Linked DNA regions of Mus musculus: region 2 is linked to region 1. A link is a loop called in an ENCODE intact Hi-C map of the cell type or tissue named here. Cell type or tissue: heart. All regions are shown on one strand. Links, peaks and the distances in the headings refer to the core of each region. The heading gives the core; the rest is flanking DNA. Region 1 holds the start of Gm39444 (a long non-coding RNA gene). Region 2 has its middle 29 kb from the start of 1700023C21Rik.

What was found. Peaks named below come from ENCODE experiments on the same cell type or tissue, not always from the same donor. Only the 100,000 strongest peaks of a DNase experiment are listed, where the experiment ranks them.
Region 2: it touches region 1 in a loop (13-fold over the local background); 4 of 42 quality-filtered maps call a loop at or near these places.

The regions. Positions count from the first base shown.
Region 1 is chr11:109,920,985-109,937,029 of GRCm38, reverse strand. Gm39444 (a long non-coding RNA gene) reads left to right here and starts at 6,442. Exons shown (of 2, transcript XR_880288.2): 1 at 6,442-7,189; 2 at 8,217-9,225. It overlaps Abca8b (ATP-binding cassette, sub-family A (ABC1), member 8b), which reads left to right. Exons shown (of 39, transcript NM_013851.3): 35 at 214-333; 36 at 548-688; 37 at 1,235-1,314; 38 at 2,252-2,307; 39 at 2,419-4,824. The coding sequence ends at 2,520. In heart, for the core only: no CTCF peak of the experiment used is centred there; a DNase peak (open chromatin) is centred at 9,919.
Region 2 is chr11:109,866,885-109,882,929 of GRCm38, reverse strand. No RefSeq gene overlaps it. Among named protein-coding and RNA genes, the nearest start is that of 1700023C21Rik, 29 kb to the right of the region's middle. In heart, for the core only: a CTCF peak has its summit at 9,365 (motif pointing left); DNase peaks (open chromatin) are centred at 7,299, 7,709, 8,899, 9,569 and 2 weaker places; H3K27ac peaks cover 300 bases; H3K27me3 peaks cover 356 bases.

The sequences.
Region 1 (16,045 bases), core at 5,499-13,498:
CTTCTGCTGGCTTGGGTGACAGACACTGTTGAGTTCTGCATCATTCTGTCCCCATGTGCATGCCTGTTTTGACAGAATTTCCCTCTTCATAGAAGCTCGTAATAAAATACTGCATCCTGCTGGTGCTCCTTTTCAATGCATGCTTCCTTTTTCTGTCCTTTTCTTATTTATTAGGCTACTATCTAAATTGTGAATGTTGTCTTGACAATATAGGCAAGCAATCAGGGCCATCATAAAAAATACAGACAGGGGTGCCCTGCTGACCACCCATTACATGGCAGAGGCTGAGGCTCTGTGTGACCGAGTGGCCATCCTGGTGTCTGGAAGGCTGAGGTGAGTATGTGTCTCGAGACCACACTGACTCTTGCAATGTGTGACTAGATGGTGTTTCCCATAGACAAGGAAATAAATGTTAATGGCTAGAATTGCTAGACCCCAGTTAACAGCAAGAACCCCAAGACAGACCTGGTAACAAGCTGAGGGTTTCAAACACTGCCACACATACTTCTCTCTCCCTATTCCGAACGCATCCTCCTCCAATTCCCAGGTGTATTGGATCCATCCAACATCTCAAAAGCAAATTTGGCAAAGATTACCTGCTGGAGATGAAGGTGAAGACCCTCGAGCAGGTGGAGCCCCTCAATACGGAGATCCTCAGGCTTTTTCCCCAGGCTTCTAGGCAGGAACGGTAAAGTTGCTCTTTGGTTTCGATCTGATACCGAACGTTGGTTTCCCCCTGTCAGTTATACTGGTTTGTAGTCAGTTGAAAGGAAACGTGGCAGAAAAATTACTCGATAGATATCTGATGGAAAGCAGAGAAGATAGAGCTGATGTAAAAGCAGATGTACCATATATTGTGGCCCTACTATGTGCTATGTCCCATCCTTGGCTTGTATAATCTCTTTCTCATGAAGACTTTTCGGGATCAAGATTGTCATTCTAAACTAAAATAATATGTTTAAGGGACTAGAAGGTAATTCAGGGTTAAGTGTTTGCTGTACAAGCATGAAAATATGAACGTTACTCAACACCCACATTAAAAGCCCAATGTGATTGCACAGTCCTGTAATCCCTACACCAAGAGTGGAGGCAGGTAAATCTTGTTCTTTTGATAGCCAACTAGAGAGTAGATATGTTGTTAACAACTCTTAGTCCTGATTAAAAATAACAACAGTTGAGTAGTGAGGTTGTAATGAGTTTAGTCCTAGCTGATGTGTTCTCCCTCTGTTCCTAGGTACTCTTCTCTGATGGCTTACAAATTACCAGTGGAAGCTGTACAGCCTTTATCCCAAGCTTTCTTCAAGTTAGAGAAAGGTAAGAGTGAGAGCCAGGTCTCAGAAAGTAAGACAATGAGGAGAAAATTATTCTAAGCAGGAGGATTACTGCATGTTCCAGCCCAGCCAAAGTTACAAAGTGAAACACTGTCAGAAAAGAAAAGAAGAGGAGAAAAGAGGATAGGAGAGGGGAGGGCAGGGGAGGGGAGGGGAGGGGAGGGGAGGGCAGGGGAGGGGAGGGGAGGGGAGGGGAGGGCAGGGGAGGAGGGGAGGGGAGGGGAGGGGAGGGGAGGAGGAGGGGAGGGGAGGGGAGGGGAGGAGGAGGGGAGGAGGAGGAGAAGAGAAGAGGAAAAGGGGAGGGGAAGGAAGGAGAGGGGAAAGAGACAAAGGGAAGAGAAACTGTTGCAGGATATTTGATTACATTGTCAACCCTGAGATTGGAGATTGTGTTATTTACTGTGGGGCAGGGTTGGGGGGATTGGGTGGAGGGGGACAGGATACTGTTTCTAGTGGTGGTGTGGCTCCAATTCTCTTCCATGCCCTTCATATTCTATTCTGGTTGACAAGGCAGGTCCCATGTTCAATCGTGGGACTCTTCAGTGTCTTTTAGAAGGAGTGCATGTAGCTATTCTCTCCCTAGGAAATCTCAGACACCCTCCTCTTGAATCTTCCAAAACAGCCTAATTCAAGCAGCTTTCATCTGCGTCTTCCTATGTGGCTGTGCAAAGGCTCGTGCATAAGAAAAGAACATTTCTCATTTCCATTTCTCTCTTAAACCCAGAATCCAAAAAGTACCCAGCACGTAAGCCTAATACAAGCAGTGTTCCTCCAGTCAAAGTAAATGTGTTAATGTATTTTAACTGAGTGGACTTATCATAACACAATTAACGCTTTAATTATGTGTGTCTGCTGTTGGCTTATGAGACTATCTATATAAGAAAATATGCATGCTCCTAAATGCATTTCTCCTTATACAGTTAAGCAGACCTTTGACCTGGAGGAGTACAGCCTCTCTCAGTCTACCCTGGAGCAGGTGGGTCATTGGTAATGACTTTACCACCCACAAAATGCAGACATATCATTTGCTACTCTGCTTCACTTGCAACTACATGTGACATCTCTCTTTCTCATCTATCCTTTCCAGGTCTTCCTAGAGCTCTCCAAGGAGCAGGAGCTGGATGGCCTTGAATTAGAAGAATTAGACTCCTCCATAAAGTGGAAGCTCCTCCCACAGGAAGAGGCTTAAGCCAAAAATATCTCTCCTCTTCCTTCATAAGACTGTGTTGTTCCTTAAAGACATCTATTTTTATGAAATATTTTAGTACCTATATTATAAATACTATGATGTTCCTCGGGGATTGGAGAACAGGGGTGAGTACCGTATAGAGGCTGGACCACAGGGAACCTTGTCTAGCCTTCTCCACATCCCTTTAGGACACTTATAGCCATAGTTCTGTAGAATGTTGAATAAACAGTTACTTTTATACAATTATTTCCATTTCTGAGTATGATATACTTAGTTAAAATATTTTAGATAATTTTTTGTATCAAAACCGTAGGCTTAGATTTTTCAAAACCAACTTTAATAAGGGTTCTTAAGTTCTTCAACCTCTCTTCTAGCTCACCAACCAAAGGTAGGAAAGAAGAAAAGTTAATAGGAAATGAGGGATGTGAATATCATTTGGAAGTAGTGCTTTGGGGCAGTTCCAAACATGAATCAGTAGCAGCTGTCCAGTGCAATCACAAACACCAAACACAAATCAGTAGCAGGAGGCTCAATCCAGAAGAAACCTTGAGGATCCACCAAATAGGTATGAGCCCACAGAATGTCAGGAGCCATCACAGGACAAGCTAATAACTAGCAGGTGATCTTCCTGAGATGACTGCCTTAGATTAAAATTTATGACGGAACTTCAATAGGCAAGGCCCAGGAGAAAGTCGTTTTAGGAAAGATTCCTGCTATTAATATGCTTTTCCTATTATTATTATTATTATTATTATTATTATTATTATTATATACATATGACCATCGCTAGGTATTAGTCCACCCTTTTGAGCAGATCTCTGCAGATCTACAAAGATGTACTGTCTTGTACTGATGCTATGTAGACAAATAGATGGCTTCTTAATTCTTAATGGTGATCCTATAAGAATTTCTAAAATTATATCAGTATTTATTAAGCTCTTATATAGTGGGACTGCTATTAGGTCCTTTTCTGATAGTCAAAACTGCAATGAGAACTCTGCCAGTCTCCCACGTGTCACCAGTTAATTGCCTCTTAGATGGTAAAAAGACTTTCTACTACTCAGAGCACATTCCAAGAGGTTGTAAAACAATTAACCGAAGGTCATAAAAAGAGAACTAACGATTTATTATAGGTGCTAGGAGCTGTGACTGGTGATGGATGCTTAGCTAGATAGTTACTCCTAGTGGATATGCATGTAAACATTCTCTGTTGTAAACTTCTATTTCAGTTTATGATTTGAATTTTTGTGTAAACTTGTAATGAACTTTTTACCATGTGATCATGTATTCTGAACGATGTATAAGTGCTGAGGACAAAGAGAAGAGACAGAACTGAGCTGAGGACAGAACTGAGCTGAGGACAGAACTGAGCTGAGGACAGAACTGAGCTGAGGACAGAACTGAGCTGAGGAGAACTTTTTAGACAGAAGACTTTTTAGAAAGATCTGAACAGAATTTTTAGAATAGAACTGAGGGGTTTGTTTTGTTTTGTTTTGTTTTTAAAGTCAGGACACAAAAGAACTTTATAGAAAGATTTCAACTCAAAAAGAGCATAGAAGTAAAGAAAGGCACACCTTTGGGAGAAAGGGCATTGAGAGTAAGAGCATTATTGTGATATCAGAGTAGGAGGAAAGAGCAAAATTATAAGGAGAATGAACAGTGGAATAACTTAGAAACCATAGGTTACAAACTAAGAAAGCAATGTGAAGAATTCAGAGGGAAAGAGGGAATAAGAAGAAGCTGTAGAGAAAGCAGAAGGGGCAGGCAAGCTTTTCCTTATCATGGGACAGAACAGGTCTTTTCTTAATAACAAGCCAGGCTTAGTCTTATTAAAAGGAACCAAGCTCTCTTCTTACAAACTTGAGTTTAATTCACTTAGCATCAAAAGGTAGAAACTGTTTTGTTCGCTATACAATAAAGATTGGAGTTCATTTTTCATCCAGAATGAGTGAATTCTTTCTGCACTGCTGTTTAGTCTTTTGCTCCAAATGCATATGTAAGCATGAATGTGTGTGTATAAGTATGCAGTTGTGAGAATGTATGCAAACTAAGCCCAACTGGTTTGAATGGAAATGTATAAATATTCATGCATGAATCTGTATGTGAATCTATGTGTGTTTATGCATATTTGCTTCTGTAAAAGTTTTTTTCTTCAGCAAGTGATATCTTTTATGTTTCAATAGAAGTCTATTGTTCCAAACTTCCCCCTAGCCTGACAAGTGAGAGGCATCTGGACAAAAATGGAAAAGGCTCTAGCAATTAATCCTTTATTTAATCTCCTGCTGTTTTTTTTAATAAAACAACATATTAATGTTCTTAATTTTCTTTTTATTTTATTTTTTGTTAATCATTCCATTCATTTACATCTCAAATGATATTCTACTTTCCAGTTACCCCTCCATGAACCCCCCATTCCACATCTGCCCCCTCTCCTCAGTCCCCTTTGACTCTATGAGGGTGCTCCCCCACCCACCCACCCACCCCCTCCTGCACCACAGCTCCAGCATCCCCCTACACTGGGTCATCAAACCTCCACAGGATCAAGGGCCTCCCCTCCCATTGATAGACAAGACATGTTCAGACAAGGCCATCCTCTGCTACATATATATCTGGAGCCATGCATTCCTCCCTGTACACTCTTTGACTGGTGGTCTAGTCCCTGGGAGCACTGTCTGTCTAGACAATGTTGTTGCTGTTGCCAAGAGGTGCTTGCTGACAGAAACTTGGTATGGCTGTTCCTTGGGAGGTTCAGCCAGCAACTGACTGATGCAGATGTGAATGCTTGGAGCCAACCATCTGACTGAGCTCAGGGAGCCCAGTGGGGGAGCTGGGGGAAGGACTGGAGGAGAGAAGAGGATTGCAACGAAGCAAGCTTGTACAATGACTCTGGAAATCAGTCTGGCGGTTCCTCAGAAAATTGGACATAGTACTACCAGAGGATCCCGAAATACCTCTCCTGGGCATATATCCAGAAGATGTTCCAACCGGTAAGAAGAACACATGCTCCACTATGTTCATAGCAGCCTTATTTATAATAGCCAGAAGCTGGAAAGAACCCAGATGTCCCTCAACAGAGGAATGGATACAAAAAAATGTGGTACATTTACACAATGGAGTACTACTCAGCTATTAAAAAGAATGAATTTATGAAATTCCTAGGCAAATGGATGGACCTGGAGGGCATCATCCTGAGTGAGGTAACCCAATAACAAAAGAACTCCCACAATATGTACTCACTGATAAGTGGATATTAGCCCAGAAATTTAGAATACCCAAGATATAAGATACAATTTGCTAAACGCATTAAACTCAAGAAGAACGAAGACCAAAGTGTGGACACTTTGCCCCTTCATAGAATTAGGAACAAAACACCCATGGAAGGAGATACAGAGACAAAGTTTGGAGCTGAGATGAAAGGATTGACCAGCTAGAGACTGCCATATCCGGGGATCCATCCCATAATCAGCTTCCAAACGCTGACACCATTATATACACTAGCAAGATTTTGCTGAAGGACCCAGATATGGCTGTCTCTTGTGAGACTATGCCATGGCCTGGCAAACACAGAAGTGGATGCTCACAGTCAGCTATTGGATGGATCACAGGGCCCCCAATGGAGGAGCTAGAGAAAGTACCCAAGGAACTGAAGGGATCTGCAATCCTATAGGTGGAACAATAATATGAACTAACCAGTGCCCCCCAGACACCCCTCGTGTCTCTAGCTGCATATGTATCAGAAGATGGCCTAGTCGGCCATCAGTGGAAAGAGAGGCCCATTGGTCGTGCAAACTTTATATGCTTCAGTACAGGGGAACGCCAGGGCCAAGAAGTGGGAGTGGGTGGGTAGGGGAGTGGGTGGGGCAGCGTGTGGGGGACTTTTGGGATAGCATTGGAAATGTAAATGAAATAAATACCCAATTTAAAAAAACTGAAAAAAAAAGAAGTGCATGAAAAAAAAAGAGAGAGAGATGTTTAAAGATGAGGTGCTAAATGCCAGAGACTGTAGTTTCAGGCCTACACAGAAGGCAGGTCAGCTACAGTGGCACAGTAAATTAGACTTAGAAAAGTAAACTTTCAATTATTATACAGCAACCCTAAATATCTCATAAGACAAAAGTCTTATCCCATATCTTGGAAAACAAAAGTCTTACCCTCTGCCCTTTCCCCCCTCTATTGCCTCAAGGAGAACCAACAAGAAAGAACATGCTGGGACTGGTCCCAGTCAACAGAAGTGGAAAGAAGCAGCCAGAATACCATGAGAAGTTCTTTGGTGCCTTTTTCTCTATGAAGGCACAGCACAACAAACAAAGATAGCAGCAGAGTGTTGGAAGGCAAACCAATGCAAGAGAGCTGCATTGTCTCAATGTCTGTGGGGTTATATCCTTTCTATACATGCGCCCTCTGAAAAGTCCACTGCAGCAGAACAGCATATGCCCTCTGCTTCAGTACAACATCCTCTCATAAGACAGCTTCCGGGAAAACATCACATGGCACAACCTACTCTCCAAAGAAGCTAGAAATTTCCACTTCACAAAACATTTAAGCATGCTTCTCTAATCTAGAATGTGAAATCCATACATTTACTCTCGGGATGCCTGCTGCTCTGAAGAGTCAATTACAGCTAAGAATACTGAAAGACTATTGGTCAGATCATCCAGTACCCACATAGGTAAGTTATCCACAGATCACCTGATGATGAAGATACAATCTGGAAAGCCAAAATTCGCTATTAGAAGTTAGTTGTGCTGTATTTTTACTATAGCATGAAATCTGGGCATTAAAGACCCCTAAATGACAACTAATCTTCCATATGCACTTGGTATGTGGATTCAGAAAGATTGCACTTTTGAATCACATGACCAAGCAGATGAAAAAATAAGATCACACACATACACATCATGGGAGAGAGAAAGAGAGTGGGAGGAAGGGAAGAGAAAGAGAAGGAAAAGATAAAGGGGATAAAAAGGAGAGAGAATGAAGGAATGAAGGAATGAATATGAATATAATTATGACCTGGCCAGCCTGGAACAGTCTATTAGCCTCAAATTCACAGAGATCCACTTGTTTCTGCCTCCCTAGTTCTGAGATTAAAGAAATTCACCACTACATCGGGTTAATTTTACCATTTCATGTCTGTTCTTCATCTTTTTTCCTTTCTTTCCTTAATAACCACATATTTAAGAGTTTCTTTAAAAATCATTTTTAAATATTTGCTAAAAATAAGCAAGCATATTTGCTAACATGAACTTGTGAGGGTTTAAATATGCTAGCATTTAGATTTACGCTTTTGATATTGTCTGCTAAGTATAATTAAACTGTAAAGTGGAAATTTCTGGTTACTTTGGAAACTTAGGTTATAATTACGTTTTGCTGGGGCAGAAAGGTGAAAGGCTGTTTTGCTAAAGCAGACATGTGAAAGAATGCTTTGCTGAAGCAGACACGGGTGAAAAGATGTTTTGTTATAGCAGACACATGAAAGGATGTGTGGTGTTTAGAAAGAATGTAAATATGAGCCCACAGACAATGGGAGCTGGGGCATTGGTTCGCTTTGCTCCACCTTGACAGTCTGCTGGCAACATGGATGTATTGGTTCACCTTGCATTGCATTGCTGCGTTTCCTTTGTAATGACTTAATAGAGAAAAGCTTACCAAAGAACTTCTCATGACATCCCTGTGTCTTCTTGCCTCTTCCACAGAATCAGGCTGGTTGGTGAGCCTCACGGTTTCTTCTGAACTGAACTGCCCTTGACAATTCATGTGTGGTGTCTGTCAAGTGGACCGGATTGCAGATGCTAATTTGTGTTTTGTGTTTGTCTAGTGAACTGGACTGAGAACAACAATGATTGGAATCACCCCCCAAAGAACTATTTCTAAACATGTCCACTTCCCCTGTCTCCTAATTACCTTTCTTTTCCACTACTTCTGGTGGGTGATGGGATAGAAGGGAGATTGAACCCTTACAAAGATAGGTTGTGAAAAATATATGCCTATAAAACCCTCTGTCCCCATTCATGTATATCACCATAAAAGAAGAAGACATATATTGTGATTGTATTTTCCTGAGACTAAGTTTGCATATCTAACTGACCTTTTTCATTATCTAGAAAGATGTAGCAATTTGGAATCCCAAGGAATATAATGCCAAGCTGGGAGCTTTCTGGATATATGATTAGAATAGAGCATCCAATCCTACCAAACCTTAACACACTATGTTGTTACAGTAGAATCCCAGACACTAGACATTTCTTCTTCTCTATTTCTGTAAGTCAATGTTCAGAGATCAGTAGATTAATCAAAATCATACAATAGCTAAAGAGCTTACCCAGGGTCCTACTGACAATTGATCTTCTCATCGCTCCAAACAGCTTCAATGTCATGCTAATTTGGTTTGGAAAGCAGCAGGTGTAGAAACCCCAGACCCTTCCCAACGTGCTCCAAATTCAATCAGAAATGAAATCATACCTATGTGGTATGAAGCAAAAAGATAACAAAATAACATTATAGAATGCCATGCTGCATGCTATCAACAGAAGTGTTCACTGCAATATTTTAAGGAAGGGCTGGAGAGATGGTTTAGTCGTTTTTCCAGAGAACTCCAGTTCAGTTCCTAGCACCCACTTTGGGTGACTCTAATTTCAGCTCCAGAGAATCAGACATCTTTTTCTGCCCTTTATCTGCACAAATACATACACACACACACACCAATAAATAATAAATAAATTTTAAAATCTTTTTAATGTTTAAAGATAAGGAGATGCATTTTGGAATTAGCCTGTCTTATGAATGTGAGCTGAAAGACATTTATCCTTGAATTTGAAGGAATCATTGGAGGCTTATGGGTGAGAGCAGAACAAAATTACTGGAAAGCAACTGGAGGGTTATCAAAGATAAATTGTTCTTACTTCAATACAAGGCACATGGCCAAAGGTGACCTGTTTGACCAAGAGTCTGCAAACATTTCTTTAGTGGTGACTAACTGGCCCTTCTAGTTACAGTCTGTGGGTTTCTGGGGTTCAAAAGAAACTGGCAAAGTCCGCCTCAAATGGAATGGCAGCAAGCCAATAACTAGGAAAACAGCTCAAATACAGTAAGTAGCTTAATTCTATTGTGATTTGGAGGCGGTGGAGACCAGTAACTCACAAGGTAATCATTTAAGTGGTAATCATCTAGAAAGACTGGGAAGAGGATAAGGAAGGAGAAAACAAAGAGATACCTAGAGTGACTTGTCTTCAGATCTGTGCCATTCTGAACCAAAGGTCATCTGACTCTTTGTATAATGGCCACAGCCACAGTTATTGGCCATCAGCCATCAGATTTTACTGGGGTTCTGTTTTTGGTTTTGTTTTTGGTTATTGTGAAACCCAAACCACAGCTGTTAAGCACTTAGTTGCAGCTGTCTGGCAATGACATTCTGCCTCTACTTGATATAAACTCCATGTGTTCCTTTGTGAATGACCTCTTCCTTTGCTTCGCTGATAAGGACTTTTGAATAGTAAAGATATTTACACTTGTGGGGGTTGCTGCATCGGTGGACACAGACTTCTGAAGCATTGTGTTGCCTGTCTGATGTTTCAAACACAGGAATTTAGAATGGAATGTGGTCCAAGAGCCTGGATCCCAGGTCTCTTAAGAGAGCCCAGAGACAGAGATTGCTGGCAAAGAAAGCAGAAGAAGGGAAAGATGGGGTCTACGAGGGAGAGGGATGGTGTCAGAGGGTGAGAATGAAGGGAGAGGTGGATCTTCCACCACTCGAATCATAAAAAACCTGATGGAACTCCAGCGTGTGAAAGGTCAGGACATTATATTCAAAGGAAGTAGAGGAGTCCAGTAAGCTATAAGAGCTTCTGAGACTAGTGAAGAGAAGCAACTTAGGACAAATATTGAAACCCAATATAAAACAAAGACAGCCTTGTTCTCTACCAAAAGCTTTATGCAAGCTACTTCTAACAGTCAAGACATTAAAGACAGTGCTGGTGGTTTTTATTTCTATTAAACCATGTGTCCTAGTCTGATTTTCTGTCACTATAGTAAAACGCTGGCCAAGTCCAGTTAAGGAGAAAGGGGATGACTTCGCCTTACAGGTTACAGACTTTAATAGAGGGGAGCTAAGGCAGGAACCTGAAGGCACAAATGAAACAAAGACCACAGTGGAATGATGCGGATTGGTTTGCTCCTCATGCCCTGCTCCCCTTGCTTCTCTACACAACACAGACCTATGTGACTAAGGGTGGCACTTCCCACAGTAGGCTGGGCCCTCATCAGTGAATTAACAATCTAGAAAATGTCTCACAGACATGGATGCAGAACAGTCTGATGTGAATAATTGTTGAGTCGAGGTTTGCTCTTCCTAGGTGACTTCAGGGTTTCATCAGGGCTGACATCTGAAGCAAACTTTGACCTTTCCACATCTTGCCAATATTTTTTATGTCATAAGTTAGCACAGTTTTGTCAAGAGATAGATCATCCTGCCTGCCTTTTGTTTTATGATTTAGAAGTTTTATCTAGATAAACTAGTCCACCATTTATTTTCTGTCCTTGCTCCTACAATAAATTGCTCACTGCCAGTTTGTGATCTTTAGTTACCAGATGGTGGCCTCATTCCCAACCTAAAAGGAATGTTTTCCTGTATTGTACATTTGTTCCAAGCCTGTTTTCTTTCCCCAATGCATTTAACCCATGACACACGGAGGTTTACAGAGCTCTATTTGCAGCTTATATTCTGTAAAAGTCTTAAAATTACTTGTATCAATTTAGGAGTTCTATAAAATTATCAATTCATCCACACAGCATTTCTACATGAAAAAATATTTTTTATTGATTCTGCAGATCTGTCCCATAGTGTGGGCTGATGCCCAGGAATCATCAAGCTATGTACGAGTGAGTGGCAGGAAAGGCACATCAGCAGCAAGAAACAATCCTAGGATGAAGTCTCTGAGAACCCCGCTTCTCAAAACACACCCATCACACCCATGCAAACTGGTGGGCCATCTCCAGAAAACTCACTTTTTTAACTTAGCCTTTCCTAGATGTGTTCTAACAGAAGACATTAAGTATTACAAAGTTTAGCTGCAGCATATGATCTAGCCTGGGCCCCCTCTGAACCACAATTTCTGTGTGTTGACTTTAAGGAAACACTTCTGAGAAGATTGTACCTCAATAGTGCTGGTATTACTAACCACAGTGTTGGGAGCTATTAAGACAACACAATTGTCCTGATCTCTGAATTGGGCCTCTCCCCCGAGAAGAAAAGGTTGTCAAAAGCGGGCCACCGGACGCACCGCTCTGAGAACAACCACAGATTGTACCAACCCTAAGTCAGCACTGGATGTCCTGACCTCAAGATGTACCCTGATACCACCAAGTTCCTTCTTCCCCTTGTAGTCGCCAAAAGAAAAATTTCTGCTGCCCCATCCCTCCTGCTGAGAAGCATTTGCTCTTTTTCCTCTGCCCCATTCCTCCTGCTGAAAGGCACTTCCCCTTTTGCTTGTGCATTTAAACCTCGGGCCTGGCTAATACATTTGGGGTCTTGATGCAATCCAGAACGGTTTCCGTGTCGTTATTCGCACAAGACCCTCATCTCTCTCTACCCCCCTATTTGGTTATTAGGAGAAGGTGCCCTCAAGACCCTCAAATAACTGGACCTGCTGGACGGGTCACCACAGCTGAACTTTGAACCCTGGCTGGGCTGCATCCTTTGTTCAAGTAAAGCCCAGGAGGTTTCATTTCCAAAGACTATTAGTTCAAATATGTCAAACAAAGAGCCTTGATGGGACTCTCAAATTTCCCTCTGAAATTTCACAAATCAGGACTTCATTCCTATCCTCCAGGTTCCCAGAGAATGACCTTAAGCTACAAATACACAGTGGTTTTTCCAGTCCAAAGCTCTAGAATCCTTCCCCCCAAACCCAGTGCCAAGTTCCATCATAGCAGGACCCTATTCTCTGGTACCAATTTCTATCATGCTTAGCTTTTCTGTTGCTATGAGAAAGCACTGTTCAAAAACAACTTGAGGATAAAGTGATTTATTGCACCTTACAGATTATCATCTATCAGCTGGTAATGTCAATAGAGAAATTCAGTGTAGGAACTTGGAGGCTGGTACTAAAGCAGAGACAATGGAGAAATGCTGCTTGCTGGCTTCTACCACCCCCAAGAAACACACACAAGTCTTCTATAGCCCATGCTCGCCTGCCTAGGAATGGTATTGCCCACAGTGGGTGGGACCCTCTATTAACTAGAAATTAAGAAAATTGATTACAGACTTTATCAAAGGCCAATCTGTCCTGGAAATTTTTTCAGTTGAATTCTCTCTTCTCAAGTATCTCAAGGTGTATCTAGTTGTCAGCTGGCTCTAACTGTGGCATCACAGTAATTCAGTTGTATATTCCAGAAACTTAGGAGCAAGAAACTGACCAGTGCTCCATCTTGTGCTGCTTTCTTAATTTTGGTTGAAATAATTACCAATAATAGTAGCCTAATAAGTCTCTTGAGTAGGCAGAGGGAGGCACTTTCAGCCCTGTTAATATATCTATATTGGATCTGGGATTTGAGTGGTATTAAGTTCTATTACAAACTTTATCTCAGAGCGGCTAATTTTGTCAATATATTAAAATATAACCAAGCCAATATCTCAACAGAGGCTGGAGCTCTGTCATCCCCCCTCCACTTGGGTTCTGTCTTAGTTACTTTTCTATTGCTGTAATAAAGCATCACGAGCAAAACAATGTATAGAAGGAAGGGTTTGGTGGTTATAGTTGCTTATGGATGTCATGAAGCATGACAGCAGGAAGTCAGGTATGGCTAGGGAACAGCAGCTGATAGCTCGTATTAGACCCACAAACAGGAAGCAGAGAGCACATTGGGAATGGCATGATGCTTTTGAAACTGCAAAGCCCACTCCCAGTGACACACCTCCAACCACCAAGGCCATACTTCCTGGTCCTTCTAAAACAGTTCCACCAACTGGAGACCCAAGTATTCAAACATATGGATCTCGAAGGGCTAGTCTCATTAAAACTACCTGATACGAAACTGATAGACTAAAGTGTCTCAAATGTATGCATACTTTATTAAACATTTCCCATAATGTCAATGGCAGGACAAGAGTACTTTGATCATTTAACATTTATCATTGTACCTTGGTTTTTAAGACTGAGAAATTGAGGTCAAAGGGTTTGTTTGCTTTTCTCACGTTGTTTGTTCTCTTGGAATGTTTGTGAGGAGCAGGTGCAGGAAGCATGGGAGTTACTCAGTAGCTGTTTGTTGCCCGCTATGGAAAAAAAAATTATGCCTATTAAATTAAACATGCAAGTATTTGTAAGAGAAAATTATAGGATTATAGCATAACATTCTGGTTTGTGTGTCCCTGTGTTTCATGTATGTGCCCATGTGTGTGAAATGGGCGTGTCTTCATGTCGGTCTGTGCATGTGGAGTGCAGGTGGATGTCCAAGGCTTCTGGGGTTCTCCCTTGATCATTCTTGACTTATTTTTTGAGATTTGTTCTTCATTTATTCTAGAGTGCATTGGTTCAACTAGGGCTGTTGACCAATGATCTCTGCTCCTTGGTGCTGGGATTCCAGATGAACACAACCATCCCAGGCTTTTTCATAGGCTTGAAATGGGTACTGCATATCTCAGCTTAGATCCTTGTGTTTGTACAACAGGCATCTTACTGGTTGAGCCATATTTCCAGTTCCCTAACATTCTCATTTGTTCCTTCTTCTTCTGCAGTAAAGGAATGAAGCTAGCTTACACTCAATAATAAAAATACAACTCTGCTATCTAGACAAGGCTAAAAATATAGAAAAAAAATCTACTGACGTGGAAATCACATAATGAGAGGAGGTTAGTGGTGGATAAAAAATTAGGCACATAGAAAGTTATATTCCATCTCAATTTCCACAAATTATTTTTAGAAGAAAATGCTAAAATTTCTTGCCATCAGAAGGGGCTACAGCTGTATCTCTGAGGGATTGACCTCATCTGTCCAGACACATTTCACAATCAATGGACACTTGAAATGGCTGCAGCTGCTGAAGACCTCTGGGACAGAAAGATGCATGTGTGCGGAATATCCCACGGAGAGGAAATGAAGATATGGGGGGTTGTTGTTTTCTGTGTAGATGTGTAAGAAAATAACTCTCGAATGCTGGCATTGTTTCAAGAAAAACTTAATTTTTCTGTTAAAAAAAATAGAAATGTACATGAGAACCTTGAATTCATCTGCTAAATTTTCCCAGAACAATCATGAAAACAGCTTCCAGCAAAAAGCAACATGAGGTCAGATAATTCCCTTCTCAGAGACCAGTGCAAAACTTTATCCATTAAACATTTCATTCAAAACTGATGTAATGTTCAATGGATAAAGAGGGACCACCCTGAGGTGCTAATGGAAAGACCTGAAAAAAAAACATCCAATCAGAACCATTTTCTTGATAACAATGGTTTCTGTGGAGGAACAATGGCAAGCGCTTGGTGTTCCTGTCTGAGGTGTCCTCATCTCTTCCCTCATAACACCTGCAGAGCCTTCTGTGTGTCTTACCTAGGGAAAGAGCTAATGCACTCAGTTTGGAGCTAGGAGCAAAGACCCACAGCTCTGCCACTGGAAGTCAGAGAGTCAGCTGACCAGTAAGCAAACTAGGTTGAAGTTTAATAGAAATTGTCTAGACACTGAGATGCCAAAGATCAAGAAAGTATAATCGTTTCCACCCAAGACTGTGATTATGTTTGACTCTGGAATGGCCTCCATAGGCTCATGTTTTTAGTACTTGCTCCCAAGCTTACAGAGAGGTTTCTGAACTATCTTCTGTCCACTTACGTAAGCAGAATCTGGAACCTACAGGCTCTCTTTGAAGACGTCCTCCCTGATTTTTTTTTTTCTGTCAGACATCCCATTCTTAGAGCAAAGGTGACTGAAACTCCTGTCTACAGACCTTTGTATGTGCGGGACACGCCATGACAGAAAGACAAAATTTGAAAGCTGAGGAGAGATGTGAGAAAAGAGTCCTTCCTTGGCTCTCACCTGGGTCATGCAGCAGCTGGAGAAGGCCTTGCATGCCTGAAGTGTCTGCAATATAACCTCTGCCTAAATTGTTGTGTGATTTCCACAGTAAAAAAAAAAATTCTGGGGAGATCTGTAAGGAGTCTATCTCAGTCTTGGTGCGTTCAGTATATCCAGTGACTCAATGTCGCTCAACCATGGTTCTCACATGGTTCAGGGGCATTTGGAGCCAAGGAAAAGAATTACTTATAAAACCAGTTACATTCATATCAAAAGCTAAAGGTTGATGTGATGGTTTAAATGTGCTTGGCCAAGGGAATGGCACTATTTGGAGGTGTGGTCTTGTTGGAGGAAGTGTGTCACTGTGGGGGTGGACTTTGAGAGTTTCCTCCTAGTTGCTTCAGGATGCCAGTTTTCTCCTGTTTGCCTTCAGAACAAGATGTTGAACTCTCAGCTCCTCCTGCACCATTGCCTGCCTGGATGCTACCATGCTCCCACCTTGATGATCATGGACTGAACCTCTG
Region 2 (16,045 bases), core at 4,367-12,366, 53 kb after region 1:
AGCCACACCTAAACACAGCATAATGCAAAATACATTTAGTCCAACTTCAAAAGTCCCCATAGTCTGTAGTAGTCTCAACAGTGTTAAAAGTCCCAGAGTTCAAGGTCCTTCTGAGATTCATCCAATCACTTAACTGTAATCCCCAAAGCAAGACAGGAAACCAGTTGGGCAAACTCCAAATTCAGCATTTCCATGTCTGATGTCAAAGCAGTCTTTAGATCTCCAACTCCTTTTTCATCTTTGTTGACTGCAACAAAGGGCTGGTGTCTCTTCTCCATCTCTGCCCTCTGTAGCACTCTAAGCTCCGGTTGATCCACTCCACTCCTGCTGCTGTTCTTGGTGATCATCCCATGGTACTGGCATCTCTAGTATGCTAGGGTCTTCCACTGCAACTAGGCTTCACCAATAGGCTCTCTTCATGGTGCCAAGCCTCAAATTCTTTGCCTGATCCCTTCAGTCTTGGTCCATCAACTGCAACTGAGGCTGCACCTTCACCAATGGCCTTCCATGGCCTCTCATAATGCCAAGCCTTAGCTGCTCTACATGACCCCTTCATGCCTTCAAAACCAGTACCACCTGGGTGACTCTTCCACATTACCAAGTACAGCTGTAGCATGAGGTACAACCTTGACTATCTCTAGAACACAGCTTCTTCCTGCTCTCAGAAAACACTTCCTAGAAGATTTTATCTAAGCGATGTTGGTCTCTTCTTAATCACTGCTAATTTCTTAGCTCCAGCTAACCAGCATCAATTGTCCCAGTAGTCCCTTTTATTCTGTATTCTAAAGCCAGAGCCATGTGGCCAAAGCTGCCAAGTTCTGCTGCTTGCTGGAGCTCGAACATGGTCCCCTTGTTCTATTACATTCTCACCAGCTCTCTGTTTTCTAATTCCTTCATTGCCTAAGTTTGGCTGTCCTGGAACTTGCTCTGTAGACTGACTTTGAACTCAAAGATCTGCTTGTCTTTGCCTTCTGGGATTAAAGGCTTGTACTACCATGCCTGGACCTAAATTTAGCTGGGTGGGATCTTGCTGCAATGTTACTACTCCCTTAATTCAATTTAACATCCTTGAACACAGGATTCAGCTCCATTCCACTTCCTGGTGCCCTTTTAATACTCCAACCATGTATTTTATATTTTTCCTTTATTAGCTTGATATGCTTGTTTAAAATGCTCTTCATAAGACTTAACCAGAGAACAAAGTCTATGCTGGGAGTTTCTGAGACTTCATTTGTCAGTGAAATTAAGCTGAGTCTCTTCACCTTAGCCTCAAGCAGATTCTTTGGACACTGGCAAAAAGCAGCCACATTCTTCACCAAAATATCACAGAAACAGTCTCTCAGCCACATGCTAAAATTCTTCTCCTCTGAAACCTCTAGAAACAGGCTTCCACAGTTCAAGTCTCCCTCAGAAACAAAGTCTTCCTTATTCCCACTAGGACAGCCCATTAAGCCCCGCTTAAAGCAATCCACCGCTTTCCAAGTCCAAAGTCCTCAAATTCACATTTTTTCAAAACAAAAGCATGGTTAGGCCTATCACAGCAATACCCCAGTCCCTGGTACCAACTTCTGTCTTAGGGTTTTACTGTTGTGAACAGACACCATGACCAAGGCAACTCTTGTAAGGACAACGTTTAATTGGGGCTGGCTTACAGGTTCAGAGGTTCAGTCCATTATCATCAAGGCAGACGTATGGCAGCATCTAGGCAGGAATGGTACAGACAGAGCCAAGAATTCTATATCTTCATCTGAAGGCTGTTAGCAGAATACGGGCTTCCAGACACCTAGGCTGAGGGTCTTAAAGCTCACACCCACAGTAACACACCTACTCCAACAAGGCCACACCTACTCCAACAGGGCCACACCTTCTAATAGTGCCACTCCCTGGGTCGAACATATACAAACCATCACAGTTGGCCATTCCCTCAGTCTCCATCCCTTGACCCTGCATTTCTTGTAGACAGGATGAATTTTGGGTCAAAAGTTTTATGGGTGGGTTGCTGTCCCAGGAGTCTAGCATGGCTGTCCTCTGAGATGCTCCGCCTAGCAGCTGACTCAAAAAGATACAGACACCCACCCAAACAGTGGATGGAGCTTGGAGACACTTATGGAAGAACAGGAGAAAGGATTGTGGGCCCCCATAGGAACTTCACAGGAAGACCAACCGAGTCAACTAACCTGGACCTTTGGGGCTCTTAGAAACTGAACCACCAACCAAAGAACATACACAGGCTGGACCTAGGCCTCCCTGCACGTAGGTAGCAGATGTGCAGCTGGGTCTTCATGTGGGTCCTGAACAGCTGGAATAGGGTTTATCCCAAAAGCTATTGTCTATATGTGAGATGTATTCTAGCTGGATTTTCTTGTCTGGCCTCAATGAGTGAGGGTTTGTTTAGCCTCACTAGAGACTTAAAGTAACAGGGTCAGGGGATTCTCAGAGGAGCTCCCACCTGCTCAGAGGAGAAGGGGGATGGGGGAAGGATTGTGAGAGAGAATAACTGGGAGGGGGCAGTGAGCATGATATAAGGTGGATAAGTAAAAATAATAAATAAATAAATAAATAAATAAATAAATAAATAAATAAATAGGGGCTGGAGAGATGGCTCAGTGGGTAAGAGCACTGACTGCTCTTCTGAAGGTCCTGAGTTCAAGTTCCAGCAACCACATGGTGGCTCACAACCACACATAATGAGACCTGACACCCTCTTCTGGTGTGTCTCAAGTCAGCTACAGTATACTTATGAATAATAATAAATAAATTAAATAAATAAATAAAAAATGTAAAATAGCTAGCTGGAGATGGAAGCTAAGTGAAACTGTAGGTAAACCAATCATCATAATGGTTGCTAAGGCAACAAATATTGAATTTAGAGTGATCTATAGACTTTGAATCTATGTGAGAGAATGTATGTAGGAAATGTGGATTAAGACTAAGCTATATATGTGTGTATATATATATATATATACGTGTGTGTGTGTGTGTGTGTGTGTGTGTGTATTTCAGTCACACTAAAGAAACAGAATAACTTAGGGGGTCACTTAACATTGAACAGCAGATGTAGGAATGGGAACAGAAGTCAGTCTGGCCCAGACTCCATGTGCCATACTTTCATGTTTTATCACCATAAGAGCTAACTACACGTCTCACACTCCAGGGTAAGAGCCAGGACAAGATCATTGTCCAAGAGCTGATATGATTCATATTGATTATCAGACTGCTCACTACTGGGGATTAGGTTTTAAAGAGCTCTAGAGGATAACCTCCATTGAGGGACAATATGTGTGAGGTCATGCTATACCCAATCGGGACACTTTTAGGACATGCGTGACTGTGACTTAGGAACTGGGAGATCCAGAACCAGCCAGGGATGAATGTCAAGAAGAAAGTAGGCTGGAGATGTAGCGCTGTTGGCAGAGTACTTGTCTGCCATGCACAGGGCCTTGGAGCCAAGCCCAGTACAGAAAAAAAGAAGATGGGAGAGGAGGGCAAGGAGGGGGAGAAAGAGGAGGAGGAAGAAGAGGAAGAAGACAGAAAAAGAGAAGGAAGATTCTCTAGGTAGAATATGCCTTCTTAGAACCCAGAGATAGAATCTGTGACCCTAAGGCCACAACAAAAAGGGAAGTCATGATCCAAGGAAACTGGGAGTCTCCTGAGAATGCACGGTCTTCAAAATGATGCTGCTTCAGTAGCCTGCCCTGGTCCCTCACAGGGAGAGCAGTGTTGGGCAACTGAGATCTACAGCAAAGACGCAGATGGTGCCAGATGGAAAGGGAGCCCTGATTTTCCTCTGAGCACAGTCATGGGTTTTGCAGAGAGTAGGATCCCTGATGCTTGAGCCTTGGGTGGTCACGGTGCTGAAGGCCAAAGTCTAGGATGGAAAAAGTGCTTCCTGTCACCCAGCTGGCTCTCCCCAAAGAAGACTCTGCCTTGACTGTGTCAGCCAGTCTTGAAGGAAAATTCTTTTCCTTGGCCAGGAAAGAATGGAACTTCTTCAGATGTGCTTCAGATGGCTAGCTAACAAAATAAATAAATAAACAACCACCAAAAAAAAAAAAAAAATCCACTGGCCTAGGTTCAGGGCTTAACATTGACCCCTATGAACTATTGTCAAATTCTGGGGTTTCATTTAATATCTACATCTCTGTCGAGCTCAAATTACAGGAAGAGGTGAGACTTTTAACCTCTCTTGTTTATTTTCTTTTGGCAACAACGATGTCTAGGAAGGAAGAGCAACAAGACAGTGCTAGGGTTGGTTTCTAACAGACCCTATGGAAACTCATGCTATGTGTGCCACACTTGGCAGCATGGTGAATAGGAGATTTTAAACTTAGGTATAATTTGGAAACTGAGCCTAGAGTAGGGGCTCACTCATGACTGTAGTCACAGAACTCAGAAGAGAGAAGCAGGAAAACCACTGTGAGCTTGGGTGTATGTGTGTCTGTGCCTCTGTGTGTGTGTGCGCCTGTGTAAGTGAGTGTGTGTGAGTGTGTGTGCATGTGAGTGTGTGCCTGTGTAAGTGTGTGTGTGTGTGTGTGTGTGTGTGTGTGTGTGTGAGTATGTGTGCCTGTGTGTGTCTGTGCCTGTGTGTGTGTGTGCCTGTGTAAGTGTGTGTGTGTCTGTGTGAGTATGTGTGCATGTGTGTGTGTGCCTGTGTGTGTGTGAGTGTGTGTGTGTGTCTGTATATATGTGTGTCTCTCTGTGAGTGTGTGTGTGCCTGTGTATGTGTGTCTCTATGTGAATGTGTGTGTGCCTGTGTGTAAGTGTGTGTGTGTGTGAGTGTGTGTGTGTCTGTATATATGTATGTCTCTCTGTGAGTGTGTGTGTGCCTGTGTATGTGTGTCTCTATGTGAATGTGTGTGTGCCTGTGTGTAAGTGTGTGTGTCTGTGTATATACATGTGTGTCTCTCTGTGAGTGTGTATATGCCTTTGTGTGTATGTGTGTCTCTGTGTGTATCTGTGCCTGTGTGTGTCTGTGTGAGTGTGTGTGCATGTGTGTGTGTATGTGTGTGAGTGTGTGTGTGTGTGTGTGTGTGTGTGTGCCTGTGTGTGTATGTGTGTCTCTGTGTGAGTGTGTGTGTGCCTGTGTGTGTGTAAGTGTGTGTGTGTGTATATGTGTGTCTCTGTGAGTGTGTGTGTGCCTGTGTATGTGTGACTCAATGTGAATGTGTGTGTACCTGTGTGTGTGTAAGTGTGTGTGTCTGTGTATATGTGTGTCTCTCTGTGAGTGTGTGTGTGTGTGTGCCTGTGTGTGTATAAGTGTGTGTCTATGTATACGTGTGCCTCTCTGTGAGTGTGTCTGTGTGCCTGTGTGCATATGTGTGTGTCTGTGTATACGTGTCTCTCTCTGTGAGTGTGTGTGTATGTGTGTATATGTGTCTCTCTCTGTGAGTGTGTGTGTATATGTGTCTCTCTCTGTGAGTGTGTGTGTGTTTAATTTCCCACAGGTGCACATATCAAACATCATCTGTGGAGAATCTAACAAGATAAAGTTTCCAGAAATACATTTGTGATAATTATTAGAAAGTAAAACAGGATTTGTCCTACTTTGAGACTTCTTATGGAAAAGAAAAATGCATACCATTCCTAGTACCAATTTTTCACGAGACATTGGTTTTTTAGGATCCCTTTAGTCTACCATGCCCCAGACTAGGGTGAAGTACTTTCAGCCACAATTAACCTTTCATGGTGGGATTAAATCACTTTAACCCATGCTTTCTATTGCCTCCTCCGTGGATACAGGCAAATAAAAACGTGTCAATACCATTCTGTGTCTAAAATGGCTCTAACAGCCGATTCCACCAACAGACTAGTTCTAGAAAAGGAGGAAACCTAAACATATGGATGATGCATCTAAGCAATGCAAGAAGAAGCTCAGCTGGTTCCTCGCGTGTTAGACATAGAGCATTAGCAGAAGTCCAACACATGTCGCTGGAACAACAGAAGAAGTGCCAGGACTGGGATCAAGGGAAAAGCGCGTATGTGGCGGAGGAGAACCATTTGCTGAACTCAGAAGCGAAAGCATGTTTTTGTTCTCTTTGTTAACCCAGGACTGTGTGCACACTAGAAAAGAACCCTAGAGCTGAGCTGCACCCCCAGGCTGAAGTGTAGGGTCGGTGACACTGTCCAATGGGAAAAAAGCAACTAGCAGCCAAGGACAAAGACCTCAGTGGGCTCTCCAGCATCCACAGGGTGGAGAGAGACCTCACTCCTGCACACTGTCCTCTGACCTCTTTGTGATCTGGGACACACATGGCCTGCCCCCACAAAATAAATAAAAACTTAACTAAAACATACTATATGAGCACAGATAGGGGGTGAAAGAACAACCGGATAATTTAATGAATAAATGATTAGAGTTTTGCCTCCCATACAAATGAATAATGTAATTTTATTATGTTTATTTATTTTTAAGACTTATTTATTTATGTATTTTATGTATATGAGTACGTTGTTGCTGTCTTCAGACACACCAAATGGGGCATTGGATCCCATTACAGATGGTTGTGAGCCGCCATGTGGTTGCTGGGAATTGAACTCAGGATCTCTGGAAGAGCAGTCACTGCTCTTAACCCCTGAGCCATCTCAGCCTCATTATTTTTTAGTTTTAAAAGCCTACAGGACAATTTTATTAGTATGTAAAACAAAACCACCTAGAACAGGCTCTAAATCTTCAGCTATAAATCTTAGCAACTGCCCGGAGGAGAAAAAGAGAGAAGGGGATGGGGGGGGGGGGAGCTATGCCATTCAAGCTGGCCTGGGGGGTCAGCCCCAGGGTGGACAAGCAGCCCCTTGACGGAAGATAAAGAGGTTAGAAGAGAAAGGAGGAGTCTTTAGGAGAGAAGTGAGCAAAGTGTTAGGGAAGCCCCAGGTGTCAAAGAAAGCATGCTTGCAAAAAGAGGAAGAAGAAAAGGGGAACTCGGGCTTTTCCGTGTACTTCACAAAATCAAGTAGATCTTCAGATCTACATAGATGCAGTTCAATAAAGTTCCTGGGCTAAGGTCAGGGATTCAAAGAAGAAGAGGTACAGTAACTCATTAGAGGATTAATTATTCTGCCTACTTCCTTAGCCTGGATTAAGGATGCCTGCCTGCCTGTGCTGCCCCTCTTCCTAGAGGTGGTCTCTTGAATAGGTGATTGGTCCCATCCAACCAGCATGGTAGGTCTCCAGCCAGGCCAGAGACTGCAGTCTCCTGACCAGAGGAGATTTTCTCTCAGCAGGCCTTTACCGCTATCCTAATATTGACCCTGTGAAGGTGTTAACACTAAAATCACTTGGGAATCAGAGCAGAGCCTCCCAAATACTTGTGTCATCTTTGGCTTCCACCATCTTTGGCTTCCACCAAGGCTGCCAAGAGGCATGAATGAGACCATTTGGGGCTTTTAGCCAGGAGAGAAGCTGGTTTCTTAATCAGCCTAACATGTAGTTTGTTTGTTACCAGTGATGGCAGAACTGGTTTTTGTTGGTGTTGTTTTGTTTGTTCGGTTGGTTGGTTGGTTGGTTGGTTGGTTGGTTGCTTGGTTGCTTGCTTGGTTGCTTGGTTGGTTGGTTGCTTGGTTTTAACAGAACACGGTGCTTTTCATGAGCAGACCCCTTCTTTGTTTCTCACAATTATCTTGTGTAGGAGGAATGAAGGTCTGATTATTCCCATCGGTAGACTGGCTATGTTATCAACTGAACAGCTGCGCCATTCAGGGAACTGGATGAGGCCCCAGGGAAATGATAACAACAAAGTAACTCTGGCCCTCACAGAGTCTAATGGGGAAGGCAGATGTCCAGTGAGTTACAGAAGATTACAACACCGTACAATGAGGCCTACAGACTAGGAAAACAGGACTCCATGGGGGTTAGTGATTTACAAGGGGCAGTAAGGTAGATGATTGACAGCTATAGTTGCATTTGTGCATTCGTATGCACTCATGTACACTTGTACATATGGAGGCCAGAGGTCAATGCCAAGTGTCTCCCTCAGCCACTCTCCACCTTAATGTTCAAGGCAGGGTCTCTCACCAATTCTCCTACATTGGTTGGACTATGGATTCCAGGGATATCTGCCTTGTCTTTGTCTCCCCGGAACTAGGATCACAGCCACAGAGCCTGGCTTCTTGTCTGGGTTGTGGAGATCAAAATCAGATCCTCATGATTCTGAGGCGAGTATTTTACCCATTGAACCATGTCCCCGGGCCTCATCTCTCTAGAGGACAGTTAGAAAGATAGGGCTAGTGATAGGCACGATCTTAGTATGTGATACCTGGAGGGTTCTCGTGAATCAGAAGGTAGAGAGCTTAGACACATTGCTGAGCAGCCGTGGGAGAATGAGCTAGGTGCCTCAGTGAGGTAGATGTACCCAGTGAGGGCTCTGGTGGCCCTTTGTCACACAGAGATGCATGAATAGCAGAGTTGAAGGCATGAACTTCGGGTTAGACCCTTCATGGCAAGCCTCTGGTGACGACCATCACCGATTACTCTTTATGTGCCGAGTTTTCTGATGGCAGGCGACTTAATCTCTCTGAGCACCAAGTCCCTCATTCTCACACAAGGAAACAATAGTACCCTCCTCAGATGCTGGCTGTGGAATTCAGGAGAGGGAGTTATGCAATCTGGTTTGCTTATTGTGTGACCCACAACGTACCCCATCCCTTAGAGGAATGTTGGTTTTCAATGAGGAAGTGTGTACGTACCACATTCGTGAAGTATTATCATTATCAGTACAGCGGAAGAGGCTAGCCCCCTCTCCCCCCCCACCCCGTCTTTCCGAGGCTACCCCGCCCCCCAGAGCCGCACGGAAATGGGATGGCTGTGGTGAGGTTCGGACAGATGTTGTTTCTTGCTGTGGCCAGGGAGATAATGAGAACGACTTCCGTGCCGGGAGAAGGCTTGGACCAAATGTTCTCAAGAGTCCCATCCAACTCTTAAATTCCATGAGAGTAAGAAAAACCAAATGGTTGGATTGTAGCAGTCAGGAAGCTTCTGTCCCTCTGGGGCAGCAGGAAAAGGTCACAGAGCTCCGGCCATGAAATCGGTTCTTTCTAGAGCGCGCTCCTCCTCCCAGCCCCAACCCAGCTTCTTATTTACAGCCACAGAGGAGTCCTTTGTTCATGTACCCTTCCCTATAGGAATCTGGGAACATGTTCTAAAATTCCAGAATGTGCAAAGATTGGGGGGGGGCTTGCCTTATTTGTATCATTCCCCCAAAAAACCTTTTCATAGAAATACTCCCCACCAAGGAATGCAAAGAATTATCATGATATTTAGGATATTAGGATATATAATAAGCATTTTAAAACTGTGTTTTGTAATACTTGGTTCTGTGAGACCCTAGTGCGGGGAAAAAAACCTTGTTTTGTGGAGATGCGTAAATTAGTTTTCAGATTGCGCCATCTTCTGGTCGAATCTGGAAAATATTCTGATGGATTTCTTTCTTTTTTTTATTTTTATTTTTTTTTTTTTTTTGAGACAGGGTTTCTCTGTGTAGACCTGGCTGTCCTGGAACTCACTCTGTAGACCAGGCTGATCTCGAACTCAGAATTCCGCCTGCCTCTGCCTCCCAAGTGCTGGGATTAAAGGTGTAAGTCACCACCGCCCGGCTCTGATGGGCTTCTTATTTTTAGCAGAGCTATGGCATGAATTTGCTCCTGATGAAGGTGGACCAAAAATGTGTCTCCCCAGTATTTGATCCTGGTTTCTTGGGAAGTAGCAGCTTGAACTGCATTCAGATCTAACCAGGGACGGTTCCCTTTAATAATCACTGTGTTTCTTCTGAAGAGCTTCTGCTGGTCTAGCTCAGATATAGGCTCAACCTCTAGGAAGAAGACTCTTGCAAAAGACCCTCAGCTGCCAATGTTACTGGACACATCAGTCATTTTCTTTTAATTGTCTGAACACACTTAAAATGACTCCTGTGACTTGGAGGCAGGGGACAGTGGGAGATGTGAGACCTGAGACCCAGGAACTGAAATCTCTAGTCTACTCATTATAAAGGCAGGTTGATCAAGAATATATGCAAATTGGAAGGTGGAGTGTGGAAAGATGGTGCCGTGGTTAAAAGCACTCGTTGCTCTAGCAGAGAACCTAAGTTCACTTCCTAGTACTCCTATGGTGACTTACAGCCGTCCCTAGTTCCAGATCAAGGGAGTCTAACATCCTCTTCTGACCTCCACAAGCCCCTAGCATTTGTGTAATTCACAGAGACACATAAATGGAAACACTCATACACATAAGATAAATCAACTTTAAGATTTTCAAAAGAACAAATGCAAACGATTCACTTTAGAAGAATTCTCTCATGTGACCTCTCAAGTTGTTGTGAGGTAACTCCGTCAGAGAACACACGGACTCTTAGAGCCAAATAGAAAGTCTTTATAGCCAGCTGGCTGCACAGAAAACATACCCAAGCCATTCAGCCGCAAGCCGTACCTTACCTGAGCCTCTCAGTACAAAACAAACAAACAACAAAACATATTCTGAGGTGACACACTTCCGTTAACAAGAACGGTTAGCAAGGAGCGGAACAACCGAAACTGAAAAGCAAGGTTAGCACATTGAGAGATTTCCCCGGCTGCATCCTGGAACTGTTGACTTAGCCTTTGTCTCTCGCTAGTTTCCAGGGCCTGAATGGGCTTCCAACATGGCGTCAGTTGTACTAAGTAAGGTCTGGGGCGGGTGGGTGTCTAAGGTCTAGAGGCCTGTTATAACGTTTAGAGTGCAGAAACCTTCTGTCTTATTTTCTGATAACCAAATACCTCTACAGCATGCAGGCTTATTTAAGCCCCAGCTCTGCAGTCTGGGAAGTCCAAGATCATAGCTATAGCACCTACCCAGCATCTAGTGAGGGTCTTCCTGTTACATCAGAGCATGGCCAAGGGCGTCACACAAGATCCTGGGCTAGCATTCCGCAGAGGGCTTAGCATAACAAAGTCGAATTTCTAAGACAGCCCAGAGGGTCAGCATCTCAGTGTTGCTGTGTCGGAAACCAAGTATCCAACTTGTGAAACCTGGGGACACATCCGCATTACACACGAACCAGCAGATGCCTTTGTGCATCCTCTTTTATCCCCTCAAAGAGAAGATGAATTGATTTCTTAACCTGTTTCTCTGATGCCCCTACACACACACACACACACACACACACACACCCTCCACAGTCCCATCCACCCCCCACCCCAAGCATAAATGCCTTTTGAGACACTCTGGCTGATGACCTGGCTCTCACTCACAGCTTAGACCAGACTGGCCTTGAACTCACAGAGAGCCAGGTAGAGATCAACCTACCACTACCACATGCTGGGATGAAAGGTGTTCCCCACAACACCTGTCCTTCAGCCTACTTCATAACCTAACTCAGTATCCAGGTAAGACAGAGGCAAAGCAGGACGGACCTAGGCTAATGATGCACATGAGTATGTGTTTCTTCCTCTACCCAAAGAATCCAGATGAACCTTCCGTTCCAGAAAGTTCCTCAACAAGACGGAGGAAGAAGGTGAATCCTCGTGTGCTCCTTGTACTTGTTGACATGGACTCTAAGAGGCACAGTCCCTTCCATACCCCAGGCTCTGGTATGCATTTTGAAATATCCTCTGTAACTCCTTGTCCTAAGACTGGCCCATACCCTAACTCTGTAACAGGAAGAGAAGAAAACAGCAAACAGCTAAGGACACTACAAACATTGCATCCGCTTCCAACAGAAGTTACTGTTGTCTATCCTACAATATTAAAAATGTCCGTGGAGAAAATGAGAACCAGGAGGCTCATCCACAGAGACCACTCTGCTCCGACCGTGGATTTTCAATCAGGAGTCCATGAGTCCAGGAATACACACACACCTCTTCAGGAATGCCTTAGTCATTTCTGCCATCCTAACAAGAAGGCCTGGTTTGTCTCAGAAACCACATCCAAAATAAAACAAAAATATAGCGTTATTGGTGATGTATAATTACAATCCAAGGGAGACAGACAGACCAGTAAGAGACCCTGACCCAAAAAAACAAAAGACAAAAAACAAGGGCTCCTGAAGACAACAGCTAAGGTTGACCTCTGGTATACACACACACACACACACACACACACACACACACACACACACAATCTTTTAAGCTTCAATAGCCAAAGAATATTTTTGTAGAGATGCCTAAAAAGCATCTGCCCTGTGGACCACAATATAGAAAACTTTGCTCACAAAACGTCTTAAGAGATTTTCATTGTTGATTAGGACCATGTCCCAGAGACAGGTCTTAGCACAGAAACCGATGCATGGGAAATAGTTCCATAGCGAACGCAGAGAACACACTGCTGTCCCAACAGGTTCATGAGATGCTGAGGACCCATCTGTAGTTCACCATTTATCCTCTGTCAGTGACCACTACTCAGGCTGCAGGAAAGATGGTAAATCTAGAAAATCTAGAAGAAGGGGGAGGAGGAGGAGGAGGAGGAGGAGGAGAAGGAGGAGAAGGAGAAAGAAGGAGGAGGAGGAGGAGGAGGAGAAGGAGAAAGAAGGAGGAGGAGGAGGAGGAGGAGGAGGAGAAGAAGAAGAAGAAGAAGAAGAAGAAGAAGAAGAAGAAGAAGAGGAGGAGGAGGAGGAGGAGGAGGAGGAGGAGGAGGAGGAGGAAGAGGAGGAGAAGAGGAGGAGAAGGGGAAGGAGAAGGAGAAGGAGAAGGAGAAGGAGAAGGAGAAGGAGAAGAAGAAGAAGAAGAAGAAGAAGAAGAAGAAGAAGAAGAAGAAGAAGAAGAAGAAGAAGAAAAGAAGAAGAAGAAGAAGAAGAAGAAGAAGAAGAAGAAGAAGAAAAGAAGAAGAAGAAGAAGAAGAAGAAGAAGAAGAAGAAGAAGAAGAAGAAGAAGAAGAAGAAGAAGAAGAAGAGGAGGAGGAGGAGGAGGAGGAGGAGGAGGAGGAGGAGAAGGAGGAGGAGAAGGAGAAGGAGAAGGAGAAGGAGAAGGAGAAGAAGAAGAAGAAGAGGAAGAAGAAGAAGAGGAGGAGGAGGAGGAGGAGGAGGAGGAGGAGGAGGAGAGGAGAAGGAGAAGGAGAAGGAGAAGGCGAAGGCGAAGGCGAAGGCGAAGGCGAAGGCGAAGGCGAAGGCGAAGGCGAAGGCGAAGGCGAAGGAGAAGAAGAAGAAGAAGAAGAAGAAGAAGAAGAAGAAGAAGAAGAAGAAGAAGAAGAAGAAGAAGAAGAAGAAGAAGAAGAGGAAGAAGAAGAAGAGGAGGAGGAGGAGGAGGAGGAGGAGGAGGAGGAGGAGGAGGAGGAGAAAGCTCCCTGTGGGTCTTTTAGGAAGTGAATCAAGTAGGTGGCATTTAAAGAGCTGAATTCTGATCACCTAGTGTTTCCACCAGTTCTCACCTGATTCCTGCCCTACAAATTTCTCTTCCAACAAGGACTGAACCTTCTCTCTTCCATAAGACAAGAATGCACTGGCTGGGGTAGCTTCCAAGGACCCCTCCAGTGTAGGGATCTCTAACACTCATGAACAAGAAAGTCATTAGAGTCTCCTCTTTGCTGTCTTGCCTAGAATTTTAAACTTATTAAGAATCTTTTGGTATAAATTCTATTCCTACTTTTTATTCCTGGGTTTTTGTCTTGTGGCATTATCTTCTGGCTCAGTGGGAAAGGAGGGGGCAGTTGTGGGAAATAATAATCTTTTTGTGGACTCACAAATGGGTTTCTGTATGAAAGCCATTAAGTGCTTGAGCATACCTCCCTGGAGAAATTCATTAGCATGGCCTCAGAAGAGTAGTTGATTGTAGTTCATCATAAGCTGGCCCCATTTCCCCTTCCACGTGACCATCTTTTCCCACGGAGAGTTTCTCTGCAAGAATTTGTCTCCCTTTATTTTGCTATTTCAAGGGGAAAACGGATGAAGCATCATGCCCAGCGCTGTAGACATGCCATGCCAGAAATGGGTGTATCCTTCTCCAGTGTTGGGAGTTACTGAATAGCAAACAATTCACAAGTAACATTAGTTGTGTTGGCTGTGATTGGCAAGTACTCCCAGTTCTCTTTAAAGTTAGCCATTGGCAAACATGGGTTTCTTTTTATTCTAATCTTTTTGGGGGAAAAATGTGTGTGTGTATGTGTTTGCATGGGAGTGTAGTATCCAGAATGGCCAGAGAAAGATGTCAGATCCCCTGGAGCTGGAGTAATATGTGGTGGTAAGTTGTCCTATGGGTTCTGGGTTCTGAACTCAGGTCCTCTGGAAAAGCAGCAAGTGCTCTTAACCACTAAGCTGTGGATGAAAGTTATTAAGGATTAGACATGTCTCCCTGGAGGAATTCATATAGAGACTATAGGGCCAAGATACTGGACTATGGAAGTCAAAAAGGAGGCCATAAATGTCAGAGGGCCATGAAGGCAAGATGTTGCACCAGGTATGAACATCTCTCCAGACTACTTCTAGTCCAATATTAACTACTAATATTAATTAACTCTCAAAAACATACATTACACACCACACAGTAGCTTTGTCTATACATAGATGATAGATACATAGAAACATAGATGATAGATAGATGCATAGATACATACATATATAGATAGATGATATATACAAATAAGTAGATAGATACATAACTATATAGATAGATGATATATAAATAAGTAGAAAGATACATAGATAGATGATATAAATAGTAGATAGATAGATACATAGATACATAGCTGATAGATACAGATAAGTAAATAGATGATAAATAGGTACATAGATATATAGATACATAGATAGATGATATATTCAAATAAGTAGATAGATAGATGTGGGCCTGGGTACCAGAGGTTTTCCATGGAGATCTCTACCCAGGCCTGGTGCGAGGGTTCCAGTGAAGGGAAGCAAATGCAGGCAGGGAGACGAAGTCTCTCCGAGCCTTCCAGGTTGCTCTGTAACTCCGAGCTGCTCTGAACTGAGTAGGGTCAGGCTGGGCCAACAAGAAGCTGACAATTCAGTGAGGAGTGCAGTGGGACCTCAGGTGGCTCTTCAGGAGAGATCTCTTCCCAAGTGTTACAGCTCTTGGAACAAAAGACTCAGACGAAGGAATAGTTCCCATGTGCCTTTAATTCCCTGGATGGATTTATATACAGTTCTGGGGGTGATTCAGGGTTCGACAGCAGGTACCTCTCATTGGCTTGGACTGAGAGTTTGGGGGAAACCTTATTTGCATGTGGGAAGGCTTGGTGCTGCTCCTATGTGACTGATAGCCTCTCCTGTGGGGGCTATCGGGGCGATAACTTCGACAGGAGCCAGGGGTCCAGGAGACATGATCAAATGCCTTCTGTCCATGTAGGTGGAAACTACCACCCACCGAGTCCCATCAGGGTTCAAGACCTAAGCACAACTAGAGACCAGGCTGTCTGTGCATAGCCTGTTGCCCCACAGATAGATACACAGATACATAGATATATAGATAGATGATATATAAATAAGTAGATATATAGTAGATGATATATAAATATAGTAAATGATATATAAATAAGTAGATATAAATAGTAGATAGATAAATCCATAGATACATAGATGATAGATACAGATAAGTAGATAGATAGATAGATAGATAGATAGATAGATAGATAGATAGATAGATAGTAAATGACTGCCAAAGAATTAAAGAGACCTTAACAGAGCTCAGAAATACTTTACTGGAGATAGAGACAGGCACTGATAGATATTCAGAGCTACTGCAGTAGTTAGTGATTAGGTAGGAGGCCACTGGAAGCATACAGGACAAACTGTAGGGTCATAGAGTTAAGAGAGGCCTTTGAGATGACCTGAGATATAGAAGCAATAGACATGACCGTGGAGACCGTAAAGCTGAAGTACAAGGTCAGAAGTGCAGCACCAGGTCTGAACAAATGGATGGACAGACAGAGAATCTTGAGTAGGCTTTATCAGCAATAAGAACCAACTAAGTGGAAGCCTTAGGGACACTTGAGAGTCCTCTGCTTGTCAGTGTTCTGATGCACACATCTGGTGTCACACGGAGAGTTGGTGGGAACTGTGACCAGCTCATTCCGTCTCCTTCTTAACGTGAAAGCCCTGGCTGGTGTCAGCCGCTAAGTTCTAAATAATAAATT